2 separate regions of the Homo sapiens genome follow, and region 2 is linked to region 1. Evidence: chromatin loops called from intact Hi-C (ENCODE). Cell type or tissue: PC-3. All regions are shown on one strand.

What was found. Hi-C counts contacts between places; a loop is a spot of excess contacts. Peaks named below come from ENCODE experiments on the same cell type or tissue, not always from the same donor. Only the 100,000 strongest peaks of a DNase experiment are listed, where the experiment ranks them.
Region 2: it touches region 1 in a loop (16-fold over the local background); 39 of 110 quality-filtered maps call a loop at or near these places.

The regions. Positions count from the first base shown.
Region 1 is chr10:123,377,891-123,385,890 of GRCh38, forward strand. The region is part of intron 6 of LINC02641 (long intergenic non-protein coding RNA 2641); the gene reads left to right. Among named protein-coding and RNA genes, the nearest start is that of LINC02641, 34 kb to the left of the region's middle. In PC-3, a CTCF peak has its summit at 3,032 (motif pointing left); DNase peaks (open chromatin) are centred at 121 and 3,571; H3K4me3 peaks cover 647 bases; H3K27ac peaks cover 2,101 bases.
Region 2 is chr10:123,128,229-123,136,228 of GRCh38, forward strand. HMX3 (H6 family homeobox 3) reads left to right here and starts at 7,742. Exons shown (of 2, transcript NM_001105574.2): 1 at 7,742-8,000. The coding sequence starts at 7,823. RefSeq lists enhancers at 4,609-4,718, 4,785-5,079, 6,957-7,907 and silencers at 5,159-5,248, 6,911-7,030, 7,061-7,190, 7,571-7,650, 7,701-8,000. In PC-3, CTCF peaks have their summits at 4,930 (motif pointing right) and 5,130; DNase peaks (open chromatin) are centred at 1,543 and 4,943; H3K4me3 peaks cover 1,220 bases; H3K27ac peaks cover 394 bases; H3K27me3 peaks cover 1,669 bases.

The DNA of each region.
Region 1 (8,000 bases):
TGGATTAAATGAAATTCTATAGCCTAAGGAAATGTATCTGTGGCTCAATAGTCTGGACACATGAGAAGTGTTACACAAGGGAATGTGATTTATGAAAAAGTTTTCTGACTTGGCTGCAGTTTTCCTTGAGTCCATAAATGCCAAAACGTTTAGGCAATAGTCTAAATATTTACCTGCTGGGCGTGAACTGTCATAGTAAGGGCTGGGTGTTGGAAAGCCACAAGCGGTGGGGGTGAAGGGGCGTCCTTGACCCATGCTGCCCCACGGCTCTCTCTCGGGCCTCCCTTCCCGACCCCTCTCCCTCCCACCCCTTCATCGGGCTGCTTTCTGGAGATCTCAGGCCTGTGCCAGCCCCACCTCTGCTGGGCAAAGCAAGTGAGGAGATGCTGCCTCTCAAAAGAGAGACCCAGCAGAGCCCTGAATCTTGCAGCTAGCTTGGCATGTTTTTAGTTCCAGGGTCCAATCAACACTAGGTCTCCCAGCTGTAAGAGAACTCCCTGAGACACTTTTTTGTGGCTTTGTTGCAAGGCTAAAAGGACAGTTGTGTGATCCCAATAGAAATGTCTGCAGGCTTGAGTTCAGTTGAGTCCTCAGCAGAAACTGGCAGTTGTATCAAGGAGCTGTTTGCTCTGTGCTGTCACCCATTCTAGCCAGAGGCATCGGAAGGGGCAACTCTGCCCTAACTCCTCCTTGGTCAATGCTGGCAAAGAGATGCCAACAGGGTGAGGCCGATCATGGTTCTCAAGATGGGGCCACCCTGGTCAAAGGTTCTTGGAGGTCTCATGTCCTGGGCTGGGGGCAGCAGGAAGATCGATGCTGCATTGAAGGCACTGGCCGCTAGTATTCAGTAAAGAATGGGTTCCATCCTGGCTGACTTGGAAAGTTTTGGACATTTCCATGTAACTGTCATATTGAAGCTGGTTCACTGAGTTCTTCCTCGGCCTTTGAATTGCTGATTTTTTTTTTCCAGTTAAAAAAGGACAAGTAAACTGATGAGCTCTTGGGTGGCATGTGCTGTTCTCAGCCATGGGAGGTGGTGGTAAGCTGGGGCCACACGGCATGCTGGGTGACTGTTGAATTCAGCCAAGGCCATGCTGAGCAGGAGGGGGCATGGCAGAGTCACACGTGTAGAAGAAGGTGCCCGCCTGAGAAGGTGAGAATGGAAATGTTTCCTTGATGGGTTTGCACAGCTCCCTGGAAAGAGGAGACTTGCTGAGAGCAGCAAGGAGACAGCAAGGCTTCACAGCTGCAGCACACTGTCTGAATCAGTGCTTGCCCCTGTGGAGTTCTGTATGGATTTTATAACAAGCCTGTGACACTGGCACCATGTGCCTGCCATGGGCCACCACGGAGACCTGCCGAGTTCCCATGAGGAATTTGGGGTATGGGGGCCTCCTGCTTTGGTGCCATCCCTAGTGATCTCTGCTTGGAGCTCGTATTTCTCCCTTTACCTTTGAGTGGGACCACGCCCCTCTGCTTGCCCAAGGCTCCCTGTGCCTCCTGACTCTTCTCTGCTACCTGAAACCCTCCTCGACTCCTCCCTCTCCCTCTGCATTCCCCAGGGTCTTCAGGGTCAAGCTCAAGGTTTGCCTCACCCCCAAAACCCTCCTCAGCCACATTGCCTAATTTATTCCTTTTGCCCAAATTCTATAACTGAGATGAGACTGGATCATCTAAGCGGCCCCAGGGAGGCAGCCCAGGGGCAATTAGAGCATTGTGTCTATGGAAACACACATAGTACTGGCATCCCCCCCACCAAGCTCTGTACCCTGTGAAACCCTGGGCCCACGTCTATTTCCAGCCATCCCTGCTCCCAGGAATCACGCCATTCCTCCACAGTTTAGGTACCCGGCCTTGACCTTTACCCCAGCAATTCCATCCAGGTATTTCAGAATGCTTTGCAACATGCAGGTGGCTTCTTAGGAGTGGGGGTATTTGCCAACAAACCAACCATGAGCCTGCATCCAAAGAAAGCCTTCTACAGCCACATGAAGACAGTGTGATGCTCTCGATGCTTGGGAAGGCCTCGCAAGGCACATGGGGGCAGTGATTGAAGGAGTCAAAGAGAATTTCATCTGCACACATGGTGGCGGCTAGCTGTCCAGTGTGCAAATCCAAAGACGTCTCCAGTTACACCTATGCTTCCCAGCCCTTCTTTCCTCCTGTGATGGAGTTAACCCCTCCCTCCCCAGTGGTCCACAAAACAATAGGCTTTCCCAGTTGTTCTCAAGAGCTCCTCTCCCCATCCACCTGAGGGCTCCCAGCCATAAGCCCTCTACCTGAGGTCTCAAAGGGGTCTGGAAAGGCTCTGGGCAAGCCGACAGCAACCGATGTGAAAATAGGTGGTTCACTCGCACACTCAGCTCCCCATCTGGTCCACTCTAGTTATTTATTTCAAAAATCTGAAAGCAGCTTTTTTATACACAAGTTTCCTTATGTGGGGAAAATGTATGTGAATGACATTTGTTCTCATTGGGGTGGAATTGAAGATATCTTTAGGTGTCACTTAATATTCAGTGCTGAAAGGGCCTTTTCACCCTTAACTAATTTTTCTAGGATTTCTATGGGACCAAAGTGGGCAAGGGGACAAGTATATTTGGTTCTGGGGGGCTCTTATCTCCCAGCATCGCCTTGCATTGACTCCTTTCAAAGTAGAAAACCCTCCCAGTCTGTTATTTCTAGAAGGAAGCCTTGCCTTTATCATCATCTCACTACCATAATCACCATCATTATCATCACCATCATCATCACCATTATCACCACCACTATCATCATGATCACCATCATCATCACCATCATCATCGTCATCACCACCATCACCGCCACCACCATCATCATCATCCTCGTTGTCATCATCATCAACATCAACATCATCTTTTACTAAAGTGAGAGATAGGGCCAAGTCCATTGAACTGTGTACCTTTAATTCCGACAAGCTTTCCCTTCCTCTCACTTTCTCCAGCACTTTTCTGAGCTTCTGGTATAACAAGTTTTAGAATTTGATTACAGCACCATCTACTGGGTACTAGACTTCCCATTTTTCTAGGCCTTTCCTATACGTTGATGTTTGCTTCTTCTTTCTGTTTTTCCTCCGCTCTCTCCTGCTTTTTCCCCCATGAAAGTAACAATTGTTAGTTTGAAAAGGTTCCATCAATTAATTCCTAAAAGTGAAGCTCTTCTAAAATGAGGAAAAGCTTAACATCCCTTGCCAATAAATACAAAGACAATGGCCGATGCTTACTGCAATGCATTTCATATAATTATTTCCCACGATCAATAATCTCATCAGTAGGCTCAGTGATGGGGACATCACGGTAATGAATGGCTGGGTCCAGCGGCCATCAGAAGTGCTGTCCTTATCCCTGTCACCTCTGAGCTGCCCAAGGGCATGACGGGAATCAGGGCTCTGCCTGGCCAAAGGATTAATCATAGTTATCCCCAACTCATATTCGTGTAATTTGCCTTCCTAATGCAGCCTGCCCTGAATTGATCAGCATGGATTTCTTGCTGCACAATAGGCCACTCTTGTGGTGTAGAGAAGAGTGAGAAGGACTCTGTGTACATGGCAGGGAAGGGTCAAATTGGATTAGTCACGCTCAGGAAGTAACAAAAACTGAATCACACCAGACCACTGCTGAAGCATGTTTCTGGAAGCCAGGCTAGAACTTCTGGGGACTTTGGGAAGGGAAGGAGAGACGGCTCCATGCACTCACAGTGTTCTTTAGGGGCCAGGCAGAGACGTGGGCCTCCCCGTCTCAGTCAGGGCCACAGGAGGAGCAAGGAGCAAGGACAGCAGGAAAAGGGACTTTCTTGTTGTGATCTTTTAATTCCCAGTTCCTAAAGGGCACCTACTGTGCTTTTCCAGAGACCTTTAAAAGAAAAGTCCCAGGATTTGGAACTCTGAGGTGCTGCCTACTATGGAATATGCAGGGATGGAGGCCATGGCTTCACAGTTGCAACTGAGTGGCTCAAATCAAATGCAAACCGCAGGATCCTTCCTTTTGCCATAGCAAAGGCTACTTAACCTCTCCATTTCTTTCACTCTGGATGTAGTTGTGGTGGGTAGTAGGGAAAAGTCTCCATCCATGGAGTATTTCCTACTCTTAGACAATGTTTCCCAAGTTTGGCCTGGCTGGTCCATTTGGGGATTGGATCTTACTGCTCTCCACATACTCTGAACCTTTTCTCACCTCAGTGCCTTTGCATAGGCTGGTCCCTCTGCCTGGAATGCCTTTCTCTCCGTTCTTTCCCTGTAAAACTCAGCTCAATTGGCAGCTTCGAGGTGAAACCCTTATTGTCTCCCAGCAATTAGTCTGAATCCTGTTGTATCTGGTTCGTCCCTGGGGTGTAGGATGTGCCACCTTCCCTTTTAGTTACTTGTCTGGTGCCTTCCTTCCTATTGAGCCAAGAGACAGGAGACCCCACCCCTTCTACCGTGGTGTCTGTACTAGTTTGTTCTAGCATTGCTACAAAGAAATACCTGAGACTGGGTAATTTATAAAGAAAAGAGGTTTAATTGGCTCACGATTCTGCAGGCTGTACAGAAAATGTTATTCTAACATCTGCTTGGCTTCTGGGGAAGCCTCAGGAAACTTACATTCATGGTGGAAGAGGAAGTGGGAGCCAGCACTTTACATGGCTGGAAGAGGAGGAAGAGAGAGAGGGAGGAGGCGCCACACTTAAACAACCAAATCTCAAGAGAACTCACTCACTATACCGTGCCAAGTGGGGATGGGGCTAAACCATTCACGAAAACTCCACCCTCATGATCCAGTCACCTCCCACCAGGCCTCCAACACTGGGGATTATAATTTGACATGTGATTTGGGTGGGGCCACAGATCTAAACCACATCAGTGTCTCTGTATCCTTGTAGCCTAGCACACAGTGCTCTCAATCTCAGTTTGTTCATTTGTTAGCTCACTTGTACTGAGTGTACTGAGCACCGGCTTGGTTCTTAATGCTGGGGACATGGTGATAAACAAAGTGGTCTGCTTCTGTCCCTGTGCAGCATGTAATCTCGTGGAGGAGGCAGACGTTAGTTGAATAGCCCCATAGGTCTATTCAACAGGAGGATGAGGGCCTCAGAGACATTCAGCAAGCACAATAGGAACTGACCTGGTATATCAGGGGAGGCTTCCTGAAGCAGGTGACTTTTGACCTGAAATCCACAGGGTGGGGCAGAGGGACAGAATGAAGGTGGGTGAGAGAGTGGGTAGGGAAAGTGTGTCAGCAAAGGGAAGGTCTTGCAGGAAGGGTCTGATCATGAAGATGTTTGGCAGGTATGGGTTGAGTTGCATCTCCCTAAAAACTGCTCAGTCCTGGTACCCGTGAATGCAACCTCATTTGGAAATAGGGTCTTTGCAGATGTTATCAAGTGAAGATGAGGTCATATTGAAGTAGGTTGGGCCCTAAATCCTATATGACTTGTGTCCTTATAAGAAGAGTGGAGGGAGACACACAGGGAGGAGAATGCCATGTGAGGACACAGACACACGAGGGAGGTCGCCTTGTGACAGTGGAGGCAGAGAGGGAAGTGCTGCAGCTGGAAGCCCAGAAACCCCAAGGGCTACCAGCCACCCCTGGAAGCCACGAGAGGCAAGAAAATGTCCTCCCCTCCAGCCTGCATAGGGAGTGGGGCAAAATCCACACCTTAATTTTGGACTTCTGGCCTCTAGACGGGGAGAGAATAAATTTCTGCTGTTTTAAGCCACTAGGTTTGTGGAGATTTGTTATGGCAGTTCTAGGGAATATAGAAATGGTAGGTTTGGGGAAATGAGAGTGTGGCACAGCGTGGCTGGTCTGAGGAGCGGGGAGGAGAGAGGAGAATGAGATGAGGCTGGCAGTGTGGGCAGCAGCCAGCATCATGGCGGCGTGTTGGTTGTATTCAGGATGTGCTTTTCATCCTAAGAGCAGTGCATTTTAGGAACACACCCTTCTCTGCTGCGGTATGGGGTGCCCTGGAGGCCAGGACTGAGAGCAGTGTGGATGGATCCGGGTGGCTGGTGATGTCCTAAACTAGGTGGCAATGGAAGGAAGCTGAGGGATGGGAGAAATAAATGGTAAATGGTTGAATTTGGAATAAATAAGGGAATGAGTGGGACCATGCCATCTGCAGAGGAAGAATGAAGACCGACTTTCAGGAGAAACTCCCTGCATTCTGGAGCAGAGGAGTGACCTTGGGACCGAAGAAGGGTTGTTACCTCTCTTCTATAACAAGGATGATTTAAGTATCATCATTATGGGTCCTGCCCTAAAGGTCCCCACAGCAACGTCATGCTATCTCATGAAAGCTGCCAAGAGGCTGCTGCTGTCCCCAGGCTACAGATGGGACAGCCTTAGAGAGGTTCAGTAACTTCCCTCATGTCCCCAGGGATGGCAAAGTGCTAGCACTGGAAACCAGTTCTCCATGCTTCCTCAATGCCTGTCCAACTTTCTTCTCACCGCGCGACTATCAGACACCTCCTGCGTGTGCTCCCTGACTCCATCAGCACACACCAGCCAGGCCAGAGCCTACTGAAATGGTTCTTAATCTTTTTTCTCTTTTAAATGTTATTTTATTCTGTCACGTTATCTGCATCTTGCTTCTTTGTAGGGGTGGAACAAGGGGAGAGTTAAAAGAATGCAACAGACACACAACTAAAAGAAACAGAGGGAACAGAGGGCCAGATCAGATAGCACTGCCTGCTGACAACACCTCTTGGAGTCAGCCGGTGGCACCAGCACCTTCAGAACATGAAGTGTTTCTACAGAGGAGGCAACTGGTCTCCTGGGTGGAGCTTAATAGAGACTTCAGGTTTAAGATGATGGTGACATGGAAGTGTAGATCTGGTGCCTGGTGCTCAGTTAAAGATGAAACAGGACAGAAGCTTGGAGCATCTAGTATCAGTCTTGGGCTGTCTCACAAAAGATCTTCCCCTTATGATGAACAGGAGGATTCTGTAGCCTTCGGGGATAGCCTGGAGGGACAGGAGGAGGCAGTGACCACACCCATATTCCAGTCTGGCTCTGCTGCACCCTTGCTGTGTCTTTGGCTTCTCTGGGCCTCAGTTTTTTCATCTGTAAAATGAGGGACTGGACGAAATGACCTTATGTTCTACTCAAAAATGCAACAATCATAATCTTATTCTTAACATATCATTAAGACATAAAATTAAGAGTTTATGTATTCCCTGCAAGTTTGAGTTGTCTTGAATCCACAGCATCAGAGCTCACCACTGCCCTCTTGGTTCTGGCTTTGGCCTTAGCTCTCAAATGAAATGCAATTCTTGGATTCAAATGCTATCAGTAGGTCAAGTTTTTTGTTTGTTTGTTTTTTTCTAGTGTGTTTGTCAAAGGGAAAGGGAAGGAGCTGCTGCTGTTTGTGATGTTCCTATATCACGTCATGTCCTGTGCAGGCCCAGGGTCGCTGACCACCCTTCTGGTCCTTGTTTTCCTTTATTTCTGTTGTGCTATACCACCAGCCCACTGACAGTATTTCTGTTGCTCCATCCCACCAATCCCACTAAATGACAAAAGCTAACAAAGTGCATTTTGTGGAGGTGGGTGTATCCTCTAGAAAATTCTAGTAGTGTAATGGCCAAGGGAATTTGTTGCCAAATTTCCTTCTAAAGGGGTTGATTTTGCTACTTAACAAACCATGCTAAAACTCAGTGGCTTAAAAGAAAAATCATTTATTCTCCTGGGCCTTCAGGTTGGCTGGAGATCTGATCATGGCTGGGCTCATTTGTGTGTCTGGGAATCTGCCAGGGATCAGACCATCTAGGCTGGGCTCAGCAGGGTTGGTTCATCTCTCCTCCATGTGCCTCTCATCCTCCCGGGGTCACTGGGCTAACCTGGGTATGTTCTTATGGTCATGGCAGAGGCCCAAACGGGAAAGCCCAACTGCATAAGCACTTTACAAATGTTTGGCTACATCATATCCACTCACTCTGTCAGCCACAGCAAGTCACATGGTCACCCCAAAGGCAAGGACAGGGAGGTATCCTCTGCCTCTTTAGT
Region 2 (8,000 bases), 250 kb before region 1:
ATGGCTCCCCATTGCTTAGGTCTTCAGACCCTGGTAGGCATAAGAAATACCTAGAGAACTGTTCTATTAGTTATTGACTACTGTTTAACAAATTACTCCAAAACTTAGTGGCTTAAGACATACATATTTATTATCTCACAGTTTCTGTGGGACAGGAGCCTCAGATTCATGGTCTATTGCAAGGCTCCAATCAAAGTGTTGTCCCAGGGGCTGTGTTCTCAACTGAAGGCTTGATTGGAGAAAGATCCACTTTCAAACTCACAAAGCGGTTATTGGCAACACCGAGTTTCTCACAGGCTGTTTAACTTAGGAAGTCAGTTTATCACTGGCTGTTGGTATGAGGCCACCCTTGGTTCATGAAAGCATGCAAACTGAGAAGGGAATAGAGAGAGTCAGCTAATGCACAGAAGTTACAATCTTGTAACCCAGTCATGGAAGTGACATTCCATCACCTTTATTGTATTCTGTTGGTTACAATCAAGTTACTAGGTCCAGCCTGTATTCAGGGGGAGAGAATTACACAAGCACATGAATGCTCAGAGGTGGGGATCACTGTGGGCAGGTGTTGAATTGTGTCCTCCAAAAAGATATGCTGAAGTCCTAACTCCCAGTATCTGTAAACTGACCTTATTTGGACCTTGTCCTACCAGAAGCTAGGAGAGAGGTATCCTTCCCTAGAACAAATTCTTCTTTGGAAACTCAGAGAGAGCATGGCCTTACTGACTCCTTGAGTTTGGACATTTGGCCTCCAGAATTGTGAAACAATAGATTTCCATTGTTTTAAGCCCTCCAGATTGTGGCACTTAGTTAAGGCAACCGTAGGAAAGTGATACAGGGATGGTGCTAGAAATCAGCTTACTACATCTAGCAAAATTGCAGATTCCTGAGCCCATGCTCTCCTTACTGCTGCCACAATATGATATGATGGTCTTTGTGGAAAGACCTATTGATTTTGATGCAGGAATTCAAGGGCCCACAATCGCTGATGCAGGAATTCAAGGGAAGCAGTCTCTTTGGCCCAGCTCTGTTCCCCATCTCCAGCAATCTGTGCACCCTCCCCAGCACAAACTCTATGGCTACATTCTGACATTTCCTCAGCCTCTTTGTTCTTCTCCCTTCCCTACCTGATAACACACTCATCAAGACCCTGGTTGATCACCTCCTCCAGGAAGCCTCCACTGATTACACTAAACCACCAGACTGAATTAGTTGTTTCCTTCTCTGTGATCCCAAATCACTTTGTGCCTAAATGTGCTAGAGGTACTTTGCCTCTCACATTGCATTGCCATTATTCACTCCCTTTTCAGTTTTCATTTCTAGGCTATGAGCACCCCAAGAACAGAAGTTGTGACTGATTTAGTCTTATACCCCCAGAGCCTGGCACAATGTCTGCCCAGGCATGTTGCTAACTAAGTGAATAAATGAGATGACTCTTCAGGGCTGCTCAGGCATTGTTGGGAGGAAGCTTCAGCCACTCCTCTCCCAGTTGTCCTTAGGAGTCATCTTGGCTTATATGACATGACCTTTGATTGTTCTGATTGTGCCACATTCGTGTGGCAGAAGTGATGACTCAGGGAGAATGGGTCATTCCTCAGTCACTGAGGGAAGAAGCACAGAATCAAATTGCATCAGAGCTAGAAGAGAGACATCCTGGATAACAGCCCAATGTGGGCCATGGGGACAGGCTTCGCTATCGAGGTACTCAGCTCTGATGTGGCTTGCATGACCTCACTGAAGGCTACATGGGCTAGGCTTCCCCCTATTCTGTGGGGAGAGAGTTTCTCATACACAGGAGGCTGAGCCAATGATCCTTGCATCCCTCACCCCCTGCCCAGCCACCAGCAGAAAGAGGAACTATGCAGGGAAGGTTGGGGGAGCCCCAGCTGGGTCACTGGACCAGCTCCATCGGGCTCTCAAGACAAGAGGCATTGGAAAGCTTGTACCTATGCATGGTGGCTGGGAGGTGAATATTTTCATAACCACTTGACTGAGACAGCACTAATGTATTATACAACCTACTCACTGAAAGTTTTAGTACAGTCATGGAGTTGGACAACCATCATCACAACCAATTTTAAAACATTTTCATCACCCCCAAAAAGAAACCCCATACACATTTGCAGTCACTCTTCATTCCCCTCATCCCCCTAGCATCTGCTAATCGCTTATTTCCTTTCTGTCTCTATGAAGTAGCCTCCTCTGGACATTTCATTTAAATGGAGTCAAACAATATGTGGTCTTTTACTTTGGCATCTTTCAAAGGCTCATCCACATTGCAGCATGTATCAGTGCTGGATTCCTTTGTATTGATGAACAATTTTCCATTGTATGGATAGACCACATTTTCTTCCTCCATTCATGGGATGTGGAATTTCTTTAGGTTGAGAATCCCATTGGAACTTGATGAATCTAAAGTTGACTTAAATGTAAGGCAGATATGCCACTCTTCTGCTAAAAATACCCTGCACAACAAAACAAATGAATCACACAGATTCATTGACTCAAAGAAGCAGACTCAGAAAGAGTACATACTGGACGTGGTTATTTAATTGAACTTCTAGAACCAGAATAACTCGTCTTAATTCTAAAAGTCAACAGTGGTCTCTTAGGGTGGGGTTTGGGGGAATTGATTGCAAAGGGCCAGGAGAAAACTTTCAGGGTGGGGAAATACAGTTGATAATTACTCAGGGGTATATATTTGTCAAAGTTTATGAGGTTGTATTCTCAAAATTGTGGATTTTATTGCATTGTAAATTATACTTCTTCTCCCCTAATGAGAACTCTGAGGATAGAGAGCAACCTGCAAATAATTACACTTGAAAGATTCTTGGTTTGGGGAGAAAGACTTTTTCAAAAATGTTTTGTAGAGACAGGGTCTCACTGTGTTGTTCAGGTTGGTCTCAAACTCCTAGTCTCAAGTGAGGCCCTCCCACCTCAGCTTCCCAAAGTGCTGGGATTATGGATGTGAGCCACTGTGCCTCACTGTAAGAAGAACTTTCAAAGAAGACAAGGGAACCAGGAAGAGAAACGAGGACGTGGGAGAGAGCTGGCTCATTTCTGGATAGAAGAGTAAGGCCTCCTTGAAGCAAGGAAGCAACTCTTGGGGCATCTCTCCATTGCAGAACTGTGTTAGCTTTCTCAAGGCAACACTGCAAGAACAGACTTTGGCCTGTGGGTTCATCTTGAAGAATGAATGAATGAGGAATAACAGCACAATAGCTAGGACTTACATAGCACTTACTGTAGGCCAGCCCTGTCCTTGTAACAACCCTATGAGGCTAAATGTTTTAGTACTCTCTCCAGCTCTTCCTTGTCATACTTGGGACCTCAGTTTCCTCATCTATCAATCAGAAAGAATAATAGTACCTACCTCACCAAGTTATAGTGCCTGGCTTCTAATAAGGATTCAATGACCGTGAGCCGACATTACCTCCACATAACTGTTACCCTCACTGTCATGAAAGGGTAAGACATTCAGTCACTCTAAGGACATTGTATGTGATGCAGGAAACATATGTGATCAGGCACAGCTTGGCTGTGACCTGTCTCCCAGGGCTGTGTATTTTCTAAGGGTCAGTATTTAGTCAGAGGGAGACATCATTGGCAGCATTCCTGGTGGCATCGAGAAAGATGGGAGAGAACTTTCCAGGAAAGTCCCAGTAAAGAGCTTGTGTAGCATGTGTAGGTAGCACAGTTTCCCCAGGATCACAATTCCAGGCTTTTGTCCATTCTGCCTTCAAAGCAAGGACCTGCAGGTCAGAAGAGGTGGGTGGTAAAATGAGGCCATCAGGACCAGGGCAAACCCTCTATGTTAATTGTGGGGGCCTCCAGCCTGGGAGTTTTGCAGCTTTGGCTAGAAGCCTAAGCAGTCCCCACCCCGTCCATGGATAAGGAGGTGGGCTGTGCCAGGAAGCTGCTCCAAGGAGAAGGACCGTAGTATGGCTATGGAGGGAAGGAAGCAGCCTTCTCTTAGATGAAGTACTGAAAAATATGGAAAGCTCCCCTCCTTTGGGAAGCGCCTTGCTTACTGACTTGTGTGTGTGCACAAACGTGTATGTGCTTTGTGTGTGTGGTGGGCCTGGGGCAGGTGAGAATGCCATGCCAAGCACTCCTGTATCAGGCCTCATGCTTTTGTGTAAAAGTTGGGTGTTAATCACTGGCATTCTCCAGTCCCCTTCTGCCCTCTTGGCTCCTTGTCCCAAGGGTGGGTGGTGTAGAGACCCGCTCTCACAGCCCATCTGCCTGAGATTAGCCTGGGAAAGGTCCCCCAAAGGTCCTATTCCTTGGGCTCCTTTAGGTTTTGTAAAATGCAGCATCAAAAGATCTCAGATTTCATTAAACTCTTTAAAAACAGCTTTTGGGTATGATCAGGCTATCTGAAGGTCCCTAATCAAGTGGGCCAATTCTCTGTAAGGGAACTGTGAATCCATTCATTCATTCATCCATTCATTCATTCGTCTCACTCAGGCATTCAGGCATTAATACAAGCGTTTCCTGAGCACAAGCATTTCCTGAGCACAAGCGTTTCGTCCGCTGATCGGCCGGCGGCGCTGAGTCCTGGGAAGACGAATGAGGCAGGCCCGTTCCCTCCTTCCCTCCCCGAGTCCTTCCTGGAGAACACCTAGCCTGAGGTTAGGACCGGCACCTAAAGGATAGAACGAGACGGGGACCACAGAATGGGCCCTAAAACAGGCAGGAAAAGCGGGAAGGAGGATGACAGGCAGGCGAGACCACTTCCTGTCGTGGCCAGGTAGAGATCAGCAGAGATCTGAAGGCGATTTCACCCACTTCTTCTCCCGGGATCCAGAGAAAAAATGCTTTTGTTTTCTAACTGCGGCGGCGAAGGGCGAGACCTCAATGGCTTTTAAACGTCCTGCGCCGGGACAGCGGTTTCTCCAGCGGAACCTGCAGGCTTGGTTCAGAGGCTGTCCCATAGAGGGCGCTGTCTGCCTGACTTTGAATGGAGTCGTGAGCGCAAGAACGCTGGCAACACCTCTCGCCAGACGGCGAGTAAAGGGCTGAGTCCGCGCCCAGACCCGACTCCCACCAGCTTTCTCGAAGGGGAAGGGAAAGATCTACTCAATACATCCCGCTTTTCAAGCCCAGCAATCCCTAAAACTGAGAGGATGGGCTGAGAGTGCTGACACTGGAGAAGCTCCTCTCCCGGGCCAAACACAAGCACATAACAGCGCCCCTGCGCGCCCCTGGGAGGGGAGTCAACCGGAGAACTTGGGGCGACAACCGGAAAGCCGGGATCCGGTAGCCGCACAGCAGGGATGCGGGCGGCTGTCCCGGACTCTTCTCCCGCCACACTGGGCCTGTCCCCTCCCCATCTGAGTCTAGCGCTGGAGTTGTGATCAGCCACGAGTCCCCCTCCCCAGACTGAACCCTCAGCATTCCCAGTTTAAAGTCGACTTTCGTGCGTCAGAACTCTAGCCAAGTTTGCATGCGTCTGCGCTGAATGGCGAAGCTCCCAAAACACACAGGCATACACGCCGGGGTCTCTCCACGCATACTCGGCCGCGTGGCAGGCTGTGTGCAGGCGGTGCCCACCCAACCCTCATAGACCTACGTGCATCGAGCTATTTCTGCGGTTGGGGGAAAATGACCTCTGGGTATCCAGCAGCGATTGGGCGACCTAGGCCCAGTTTCCTCCTCTCTGGGCGCGGGTTTCCACTTACAAAATCCAAGTATGAGACCCACCCTGCTGGGGTCTCAGGGCAGTGATCCGTTCCAACCCAGATTTTGGATGGCGTAGCGTTTTGCATTCCAGTAAAGCCCTGTGTAAACTCAAGGGAGTAATAACAGTAATTGTTTATGGAAGCGCCATTTACGTTTCCAGATTTCCAAAGCAAAAATGGGGTTCGCTGCTGTAGATGAATGCAGAAAGAAACATTACATATGCCCGTCGAGATTTGGTGGGGGAGGGTCTGACGCCCCAGGACCGAAAAACAAAATCTACCTCTCAAGTGGGGACCCCACACGATCACGTCTGCCAATGCAGGGCGGCCTTGAATTAGGCGAGGCTCAATCTAACGAAAAAGAAAGCGGTGGGGAGGTGAAGGGATCCCAAAAAGCCCTCGTGTGCGGGAGCTTCACCAGGGTGGAAGAGGGTGAGGCCAGTTTGTCACCTTTCTCTGATAAGAAAGCTGTCTCTCGGGAGGGGACCTCACAAACAATTCTGATTTACTTGATGCTTAAATCATGAGTCTTAAATGTCTGCCTCATGGGCTTCTCGTGCGAACCGGGGAGCTGTTTTTAAAGCCAGTGGAGTGGAATGTCCTTTCACTAAGCCGTTCTGCAAAGGTCCAGTGTGGTTCTCTAAGGACTTCGCTGCCGTCGAGACGCGCAGCGGATGCCGCTGCTTGCCGCGGCGGAGGAAGCTACGCCGCTGCGCCTTCGGTTCACCTTGCCCCCATTAAAGCGTTAGTTAGACAGCTCCAAACGCCAGCTGGCCGGAGAGACTTCCTGGGAGAAAGTGCTGTCGTCGGGGTCACAGACTCGGAGTTGATCCGCGAGCCTTGGGCACCGGCGGCCAGAGCAGAGGGGTGCCCTTCCGAGAGCAGCCGTCGGTGCCGAGAAGCTGTTGCCCCAGCAGCCCCACCGAGTGACGCGCGGGTTTTGGCCGGGTCAGCGCGCATACGCACACAGGCACACCCACTCCTGGTCCCGGGGGAAGGCTCACTCTTCGGTTTTCCAGGGCTAAAGGCCAAGGCCACGCGGATTTCTGAGTCCGAAGACGCAGTGCGAGGACTTACACCTGGATTCCCTTACTATCGGCTGGATGGTGGGTGGGGAACCCAAATCCCTCTCTTCTTGGCCTCGCCCTTCCTAGCAGGCTTTAGGAAAAATACCGAGGTCGCCGGACCCCAAAGGGTAGGAAAATGATGAGTTCTCCGAGGGCCGAGGTCACGTCCTGCCTCTTGGGCCGGCGCTGCGTGGCTCTCCAGCTGCGTGGGGGCGGCGGGCCCCTGTCCAGCCCCAGGGGGCGGGGGAGCGGCAGCTGCGAGCGCAGATAACCCCGAGGTGACCCGGGAGGGCCTGGTCCGCCCCTCCCCCCTCCCGCAGGCCTGGCGGCGGGAAGCGGGTCCCTGCGCCGCAGGGGGGAGAGGCAGGCGCGGTCTCCGGGCTCGCGGCCGTTAGTGCGCTTCGGCCAAGGGCGCCGCCTGCTCCGCGTCCCTCGCTCGCCTCCTGCGCTCGCAGGAGCGCTCCGAGTGCCTCTTTAGCGGGAGCCAATATCCTTTTGTGCTAATAGGCTTGTCCTCATTTGCTGCCTAATTGGACTATATAAAGCCAATAACGGGCGGGCTCTTATAGCCCGAAGCCAAAGCGCCAAAATCCGAGGGAAGGCGAGGAGGGGGCGGTGGCGGAGGCGGCTGCGGGGCCGGGGCTCGGCTGAGCCTTCGCCTGCCTAATCCCATTTGCCATTGTACGCGCCCAATCGCCGTATACTCCCCGCATTTAACTTGGATGACATTTTGATTTCATCATTAGCATCCGGCGCCGGATTGACGCAGCCTCGAGCCGGGGACTGCTCTTGCTGCCTCCTCCGCGGGAGCCGCAGCCGCAGCCGAGCCGCCTCGATCCCTCGGTGCCGCGGCAGGGCCGCTCCCCGCCCCTCCGCACCCCTCCCTCATGCGAGCCCGCCCGTCTGGGTCCTCACTCCGCCCTCCCGCCGTTGGATTTGCGCCCGGGGCGGCCCCCGACTTTGCGCCCCGTAGTTGAGTTCCGTTTATGGTCTGATTTCCGGCCTCTCGCCTGCTCGCCCCGCCGCCCGCCTGTCCCGCTCCCTCCCTCCCGGGGACCCGGAGGAGAGGGGACCATGCCGGAACCCGGGCCGGACGCTGCCGGCACCGCCAGCGCACAGCCCCAACCGCCGCCGCCCCCCCCACCCGCTCCCAAGGAGTCCCCGTTCTCCATCAAGAACCTGCTCAACGGAGACCACCACCGGCCGCCCCCTAAGCCTCAGCCGCCCCCACGGACGCTCTTCGCGCCAGCCT